Regions from separate parts of the Homo sapiens genome. Here regions 1 and 3 are each linked to region 2. A link is a contact called in ENCODE Hi-C or POLR2A ChIA-PET data. All regions are on one chromosome and are shown on one strand. Each heading gives the region's core, a stretch centred on a gene start or an enhancer-like site at or near the end of the contact. The rest is flanking DNA. Distances are from core to core; before and after follow the strand shown. Region 1 has its middle 28 kb from the start of LINC00910. Region 2 holds the start of KPNB1-DT (KPNB1 divergent transcript). Region 3 holds the start of SPAG9 (sperm associated antigen 9).

Region 1 (2,757 bases), core at 1-2,500, 4.3 Mb before region 2:
CAAACAAAACAGCAAGGAGAAAAGTCCCCTGATTTCCATCCTAGTGCTTCTCAATCACACTCAGCACAGCAGCAACAAAACACAACCACATCTATCGAATCTTACTGCTCATAGCTGTTAAATATCAAATCTCAATCAGCAATTTTAGAGCCGGATCCTCCAATGCTTTTGGTTCCCAGTGTTTCACAAGCAAACGGACAGAAATCGGGAGGGACATAGGAGAAGAATCAGTTAAAATCCCTAAGACCAGTTAAATGAAGTCTCCTGAAAATGACACTGAAACGGAGACAGCAACCAAGACAAGGAGGACGAGGCAGACTAATACAAAGAGCATAGCCTGCGGTGTCAAACCTGTTTTTTAGCCGAGAGGGGCTTTACTGGGAGGGGCCTCTAACCCTCCTCGGTCGGGCCTCTAACCCGAGGTCGGTCAAGTGTCCTTGCCTTTTATTAAGAGGGGCCTCTAACCCACTCTCTTTTAGGAAAGACTCTAACTCCATTAAGTTGGGCCTCTAACCCAATCCCATTCTTTACCCGGGCACTCCACCACTTACCCAAAGTCAGTCTACTGACTACTGCAGTGCTGCAGTCTACTTCCTTTGGGTTGGGGGAGTTTCTTCAGTATCGTCCCTTCCATCATTCGCCAGAAATATGTTATAGGACCCCAACACTTCCCCAAAGCACTATAGTCCCATCTGTGGTGGCCAGAAATACGTCACAGGAAAAGGGCCCCGATCCAGACCCAAAGAGAGGGTTCTTGGGTCTCGCGCAAGAAATAACTCAGGGCAAGTCCGCGGTGCAAAATAAAAGCAAGTTTATTAAGAAAGTAAAGTGGTGAAAGAACAGCTACTCCACAGACAGAGAAGGGCGTTCCTGAAACTAAGAGAAGGAACGTATCCACCCTAGGTACAATGCTTGTACACATGGGGAGAGGTGTTCTGTTACAAGGGTTTGTGATAATTAACTTTAATTATTACATTTTGCAAGAATCCCTATTACTACCTTTAAAGCAAAATTAGGAACGCCTTTGTTCTCCAGATATCCAGCTATCTGGACACTCGGGTCTCTTCAGTAAACATTAATTTGTTCCCTTAACCGTAAGTATCTGAAAGCTAGGAATATCCTTCTGAGAATGCAGGCCCGTAAGTCCCGGCCTCATTTTTCTAGCCCTCACTCAAAATGGGGTCGCTTCAGGTTCCAACGTCTCTGACAGTCATACTACATATGACTCAGCCACGTCAATGGAAAAAGTAGACTGGATAGTGACGTACCCGCAGAAAACGAATGCAACAATCTGTCATACAGATCTGACGGCAGTCAGATTCTGCAGTGAAGTAGAGGCGGTAAACTTGAATGCAACGATCTTCATACCGCATCCCACAAAGCCACGTAAATCCAAAAGCAGTCCGACTCTCGATAGTGAAACACATGCGGTAAACTTGAATGGAAAGATGTTTATACTGCCTCGGATAGAGACACGTAAATGAAAAAGCAGTCCCACTTGGGATAGTGAAGTATGGGCGCTCAACTTAAATAGGACCGTCCGCATATCGTATGTGAGTGAAGCAAGTAATAGCAAAGGGCAGTCAGATTACGGAGACCGATGGCGACTGAAGTGAGTGCAGTAACCTTTAACTCAATGATCGTCACGCCGCAACCAAGTGAAACCGAAAGCAACTAAGCGCTCGAAAGCACGCCCGGCCAGCTCAAAAACTACGGCGCTGATGGACCCCAGTGATCCGACGTAAAGGTGCAAACGTAAAGCGCACACGGCCAATTTAAAAGCAGCGGCGCTGATAGGCCCGGACGAACCGACGTGAACGCGTAGAAGTAAGGTACGCGCGATGAGCTTAAATACGCGAGTACTAAGAGACCGTGAAACCCGGATTTAAGCGTGTAAACGCAACACACAACCTAGGAGGTCAGTAACAACGGTCCCAACTGATGCAAATGGCCCAATGCAAACACGTTGACAATCTCCCGTTAGCGACAGTAACAGACGCTAAGCGCCCAATGCGAACAAAACTCCCGCTTCGAAAACTACACCTCGGAATCCTTCCAGCGATCAAGGGCCAGCAACACCACAAGCCTTCCACTGTATCAACACCGTTTTCAAAACGAAAATGTTAACGATCGGCCACTGTACTCCTTCTCCCACACATCCTAACCTCAGGGTGACAGATAGCACCCTGAATAACTCTCTCTCCTACGTTGAGATTGTGTATCTTTATCCAAATCTGAACACCTGCGTAAGTAATATTGTTACTATTTTGGAGGATATTCACTTTCCTTTTTTGCTCCCATAACTCCCGAGAGAAGCAGCCATTTTAAATTTGCATGCCCCGCCGTGCCCTGCCTGCCAACCACTGAACAGAAAAGCGCCTGTAAATCACTGGAATCTTGGGAAAGCTCCTTCGGCTTCATTGCCCTTCAGGAGGAAAAACCCACAACGGAAAAGACACGAAGAGCTCTAGGAGGCTCTTCTTTCCTCCTCCTCCCCCTCCCCTTCCCCTCCCCTCTCCCTCCGCCTCCCTTCCCCTCCGCATCCCCTCCCCCTCCCTTCCCCCTCCCCCTCCCCATCTCGTCCTGACCTAGCTGGCATCCAACATTACTTTAAACTTTTTTTCACACATACGTTGAAAGAATTGTTTGGTGAACACCCGTATGCCCATCACCTAAAGTCATCTTGCTGTACTTGCTTTATTACATGTGTTACAGACGTCTAATTACATTTTTTTTTTCTTTTTTTTGAGAGGGAGT
Region 2 (2,733 bases), core at 57-2,556:
TAGGTTTTTTTTTTTTTTTTGTATTTTTAGTAGAGACAGGGTTTCACCATGTTGGCCAGACTGGTCTTGAACTCCTGACCTCAAGTGATCCGCCCGCCTCGGCCTCCCAAAGTGCTGGGATTACAGGCATGAGCCACCGCGCCCGGCCCTATTATTACACTTTTCCTTTATCATTTTAAAAATCTTCATTTTTTTTAAAAGAGACAGGATCTCGCTAAGTTGTCCAGGTTAGTCTTGAACCCCTGGGCTCAAGCGATCCTCCCAAAGTCCTGGGATTGCAGGCCTGAGCCACATACTGTATGCACATTTTTTTTCTTTTCTTTGAGATGGAGTCTCGCTCTGTCGCCAGGCTGGACTGCAGTGGCGCGATATCGGCTCACTGCAACCTCTGCGTCCAGGGTTCAAGCGATTCTCCTGCCTCAGCCTCAGGAATAGCTTGGACTTCAGGTACGCGCCACCACACCGGGCTAATTTTTTATATTTTAGTAGAGACGGGGTTTCACCATGTTGGCCAGGATGGTCTCGATCTCTTGACTCGTCATCCGCCCCCCTCGGCCTCCCAAAGTGCTGGGATTACAGGCGCGAGCCACAGCGCCCGGCCCACGTTTTCTTTATATGCATTTTGCTAAGAAAAGGCATTCATGAGTTTCTTCCGGGGTTGAGAACTGAAACAGGTTAAGAACCACAATCCTTTATTCCTGTACACACATTCTTTCTGGTTCGAGGTTGGGCCTTTACAGGGTACTTTTGGAGGGTGAAACATTTCCATCCTGTCAAGTACCTGGTAGCTATGGATGGGGGGTCTAAGAGGAGGAATCCCTTAGCTCACCCCTAAGCAAGTCAGATTTATCACAGCACAGGTCTCAAGCCCCATATAAGCAGGCTTAGGGGACTCCTTGGAGAGGAAGCTGCTTGTAGGGACAAGGGCCGTCAGGAGAGCTTGAGCTTATCAAGCCACTAACCAGCTGTGTGACCTTGGACAAGTTCCAGACCCTCTCTGGGCTCCTGAACCCATTCCTTACCAAGCCATTAACCAGCTGTGTGACCTTGGACAAGTTCCATACCCTCTCTGGGCTTCAGTTTCCACATCTACACATTGGCAGTGGAGCCACATGGCCTTACGGATCCCTCCCAGCCGAAAGCAGGGTACCAAGCCGACCTAGCCATTAAAGCAGCTTCCTGTGGGCGCGGCGCAGGACTTCAACAGTCCCCCCTCCCCCGCTCAGGCCCGCGAAAACCTCGCGCAACACGCCCCTCGGAGCGACGGCGCTTACCCAACCGCAGCCCCAGCGCTCGAACCCAGCTCCGCCTCTTCCCGGGGGCGTCCCATCGTGCCCCGCGCCGGGCTCCTAGGGTTGCCGGGCACCTCCCGCCTTCCCGCGCCCCGACCCCGAACTCCTCTCCTTAGTTCTCCCGGGCACCCTATCCTATCAACGCCTACTATCCCAGCCAATCGCGCAGGATCCGAGTCGTGCCTCCGGTCCACCCTCCTCCCAGCGCTCAGCCGGTCTGAGCTCAAGGCCTTTACCAAGCCCACCCAATCAACGGCGGGCTCTCTCCTACCCCATCCCAATCTCCCTCCCCTCGGCCAATCCGCGCGCTCCATTCCGCTGCCCGCCCAGCCAACCCGGGCCTTGAAACCAGCAGGCGAATGGGCGCGAGACGGCCCTTCGACGCTGAGCGCCTGGCCAGTTAGGGATTCCGCGTGGCCAGGACAACGGCCAATCGTCGTGGAGCGCGGCGCCTCCGCGGAGAGGTCCGGTCCGAATATCCCTCCGCCTTCCTCCCTCCCTCGCTCCCTCCCTGCGCGCCGCCTCTCACTCACAGCCTCCCTTCCTTCTTTCTCCCTCCGCCTCCCGAGCACCAGCGCGCTCTGAGCTGCCCCCAGGGTCCCTCCCCCGCCGCCAGCAGCCCATTTGGAGGGAGGAAGTAAGGGAAGAGGAGAGGAAGGGGAGCCGGACCGACTACCCAGACAGAGCCGGTGAATGGGTTTGTGGTGACCCCCGCCCCCCACCCCACCCTCCCTTCCCACCCGACCCCCAACCCCCATCCCCAGTTCGAGCCGCCGCCCGAAAGGCCGGGCCGTCGTCTTAGGAGGAGTCGCCGCCGCCGCCACCTCCGCCATGGAGCTGATCACCATTCTCGAGAAGACCGTGTCTCCCGGTAGGACGCAGGAGCCGGGGGTAGGGCTGAGGTGATTGGGGTGGGGGAGGGGAGGCCCGGCCCCTCTGACCCCGCTCCGTCTCCCACTTTCCTCCCCCTAGATCGGCTGGAGCTGGAAGCGGCGCAGAAGTTCCTGGAGCGTGCGGCCGTGGAGAACCTGGTGCGTGCTACCCCGCCGCGCCCATCCCGCCGCGTCCCCATCCCCTGCGTGCGGGGCCTTCCCGCCCTCCCGGAGGCCCAGGCCTCGGGAACCTACCCCGCCCCATCCCGTCCCCCTCCCCCCTCCCCCTCCCCCCCCAACCCGGTCCAACCTAACCCCGCCATCGGGAAGCCGGTGGGTGTGTCCCGCCCCGGGCCTCGCGACTGGCCAATGGCTTGGCGCGCCGAGCTGCCTGCCGCCCAATCGTTGCGCGGCCTGAGGGCGGCGGTGCAGCGGGAGGGAGAAAGAGGGAGGGAAGGGAAGTTAGGTTGCGCGGCGCTGCGTGTTCAGCAGGGGTGGGGGCGGGGGAGTCGGGCCTAGGGGCCATGTGGAAGCTCCGGGCCCGGCCGCCCGCCCTGTCTGACCCCGGC
Region 3 (2,700 bases), core at 183-2,682, 3.5 Mb after region 2:
CTAAACTCCTTGTCAGTCTCAAGAAGCCAAGGACCTATCACTTGCACCCTAGAACTCCAAAAGGTTCACAGAGTCGAGGTGAGGGCGCCCAGGTCACTGCTCGGGTGCTAGAGTTAACAGGTGGCCAAATGCACGTATAAACAGCAGTCTAAGAAGGAAACTCAGACGGAAAAAGTGTTGCCAACTGTCACCTACATCTTCCCAACCCCGCCCCCCAATCCTTTTTATAAATAAACGGAGGGTTTTTGAAGGGAACTGTCCAAGGTTACAACCTGATACGGAGGAATGCTTTGGTTTGGGATACCAACGAAATTGTTTATATATTTATTGAGTACTGCCACACAACATCTAAAAGTTGACAAAGTGTCAACCAAGGCACATAGAACATAAAATAAGACGTCTTTCTCAACAAGATTAAAACGTCAAGAAGAAACTGACCGAAAGAGGGAGATCTCTAACTTCCCAAAGCAAGGCAACCCCCTGGAAAGGTACTGGAACTAGCGGAAGTTACATATCCAGGGCAGAAGTGTCCCCCTCCCCAAGGGTAAAACTTTGAACCGCCATCTGACTATCCCACGGTGGTCGGAAACTTCCCTCAACAAGAAGCAACCAGACACCCAACAATCTCCGCCCTTGGCCAACCCCAGGTGTCCTCAGGCCAGGCTGCCGCTTCCTCCCCGGGCCCTGCCTCCTCCATCTCGCTCCCTTCCCAGGACACTCAGTAGCCGGCCTCGGCTTCCAACGCCGGCCTGGCTCCCGGGGTACCTGGAGGCCGCCGGGATCGGTCCCAGGGGGCATCGGCCTCAGGCCCGCCCTCCAGGAGGCCCGTCGCGCCTCTAGTCCCCGACCGGGCCGCGACCCCGCCCCGGCCGCCCCCGGAGACGGATCCCGCGGCCCCCGCCCTGCCGCCGGCCTCACCTCCTCAGCGTGCTTGCGCAGCGCCTTCTCCCGCTCGTACTGGGTGATGAGCTGCTCGTTGTCGTCCCGCAGCAGCTCCAGCTCCACCTGGTGCTCCTGGTCCTGCGCGAACACCGAGTCCAGGTTCTCCAGCACAGCCACCACCAGCGGCATCAGCTCTTTGACCACCTCCTCGTCATAGCGCCCGATAAGCCGCTCGAACTCGCGGTAGATGGAGCCGGCCAGGCCGGACACCCGCTCCGACATCACGGCCCCGGAGCCGCCGGGCTCCTCCTGATACACCACACCGTCCTCCAGCTCCATGGTGGCAAGCGGACGGGCGGGCGGCCCGGGGCGTCGCCGGCAGAGGGGCGGCACCTGCCCGCACGGGACGGACCCGACTCGGGCTGGGACGGGTACTAGGGCTGGAGCCCGGGCCGGGGCTGGGGCTGGGCCCGGCGGGGTGGGGGCCGGGGCCGGAGGAGGGGAGGGGTGGCGTAGGCGCTCTCACCCCAACCGCCGCTGCACCAACTGCCGGGGCGGCCCGGCCGCGCGCGCCACACGTCATCCGCGGGGCGGGGCCGGCGCCGCGTCGGCCCGATGGGCGGGGCGCCGCGGGAGGCCAGGCGCGGCCGGGGGCGGGGCCAAGCGTCTTCGGGCGCTGGCGGAGGAAGCCATGGCGTCAACACCCGGCGCCGCGAAGACGGTGCGGGCGCCAATGGGAAAGACTGCGGTCGGCGGGTGGGGAGAAGTATCCATCCACAGCGGGATTCGCGGGGCGGGTCCCAGGGGAAAGGGAGGGGTTCGGGAAGAGTGACGAGTTAACTTAGCTGGCATTTCTATGGCTTTTTAAAGCTCACAAAGCACCTACTCACTTCATCCCCACAACAGGCGTAAAGAGGTAGATATTTGGACCTCGTTTCACAGACAAAGAAACTAGGCCCAGGAAAGTGGCGTTGCTCTCAAGGTCACGCAGCTACAACGGGAAACGGGCTGAGCCGGGACTCAAACCAATTACCCAGATTGAGAATTCCGGGCTCCGAAAAAAACTGGAAACAGAAAGGGAGGGAAAAAAAACCATAACCAGGGTCTGCCCAAGTGGAAAGGTGGTCTCGAATAGAATAGAACTGTTTTGTGCTATGGAAGAGCAAGGGTGAGATGAGGGGAAATGGGAGTGACTGCTAATAGGTATGGGATTTCGTTTTGGGATAATAAAAATGTTCTAAAAAATGTATTATAGTGATGAATACACAACTCTAAATATGCTAAAAGACATTCAACTTTACACGTTAAGTGAGTGAATCATATGGCGTGTGAATTATATCTCAAGTTATTAAAAAATAAACAGGAAGGGTGATAGCATTCTGGAGAAGGGTGAAACTGGAACGTTACATGTGGCACTTTCCCACATAGTGTGTCTGCTACTTCTGGCCAACTTGGGACGGGGACATTTCCAGGCTCCAGCCACCCTCCTCTCCTCAAGTCTTGAAGTGGGGCGGAAAGGGTAAGTGGGAGGTTGGGGAACAGAGGAGGTAAGGGGTGGAGTCACTGGAGTGAATAAGTCCCATGACAAGTGAGGTTTCTGCCGCCTGGGAGAGTGTCACGTGTGGGGAATGACACAACGCCCACGCCTAGAGCGGGCTGAGTCAAGGATCCCGGTGTGCTCATCTAACGTCCGCAAATGGGACGGAAGACACTCTCAAAAGTCCCTTCTCTGTGTCTCAGGTGACTCAGCTCTCCGTCCCGACTCGTTTAAGAAAAGGGGGAGGAAAGGCAGGATAAACATAGGTTTAAGGGGAGAAT

Evidence for each region. A loop is a pair of places that touch in the nucleus more often than their neighbours do. ChIA-PET counts read pairs that join two places held with the same protein, here RNA polymerase II (POLR2A). Pooled maps may share reads with other maps.
Region 1: a pooled map shows a loop between it and region 2 (14-fold over the local background). The contact joins the enhancer-like site here to the promoter of KPNB1-DT in region 2. A Hi-C loop is called at or near these places in 3 of 50 pooled maps. POLR2A ChIA-PET finds 5 or more read pairs at or near these places in 2 of 52 experiments (A549 and CD4-positive, alpha-beta T cell).
Region 3: a loop to region 2 is called in a pooled map, with 13 times the contacts of the local background. The contact joins the promoter of SPAG9 here to the promoter of KPNB1-DT in region 2. A Hi-C loop is called at or near these places in 3 of 50 pooled maps. POLR2A ChIA-PET finds 5 or more read pairs at or near these places in 2 of 52 experiments (HCT116 and Panc1).

The regions. Positions count from the first base shown.
Region 1 is chr17:43,359,246-43,362,002 of GRCh38, forward strand. No RefSeq gene overlaps it. Among named protein-coding and RNA genes, the nearest start is that of LINC00910, 28 kb to the right of the region's middle. RefSeq lists enhancers at 798-1,493, 1,539-1,718 and silencers at 1,969-2,028, 2,479-2,578. Within about 2 kb of position 1,251, at least 38 of the 41 ENCODE cell types and tissues checked have a DNase peak (open chromatin) inside an H3K27ac peak, as active enhancers do; they include CD4-positive, alpha-beta T cell, where a contact is called at or near this core.
Region 2 is chr17:47,648,122-47,650,854 of GRCh38, forward strand. KPNB1-DT (KPNB1 divergent transcript) reads right to left here and starts at 1,307. Exons shown (of 4, transcript NR_171700.1): 1 at 1,275-1,307. It overlaps KPNB1 (karyopherin subunit beta 1), which reads left to right and starts at 1,798. Exons shown (of 22, transcript NM_002265.6): 1 at 1,798-2,163; 2 at 2,265-2,323. The coding sequence starts at 2,124. RefSeq lists an enhancer at 1-798 and silencers at 1,199-1,468, 1,479-1,528, 1,539-1,718, 2,149-2,218, 2,329-2,468.
Region 3 is chr17:51,119,436-51,122,135 of GRCh38, forward strand. SPAG9 (sperm associated antigen 9) reads right to left here and starts at 1,433. Exons shown (of 30, transcript NM_001130528.3): 1 at 919-1,433. The coding sequence starts at 1,221. RefSeq lists silencers at 686-815, 836-915, 1,166-1,545 and enhancers at 946-1,065, 1,355-2,169, 1,686-1,915, 2,525-2,700.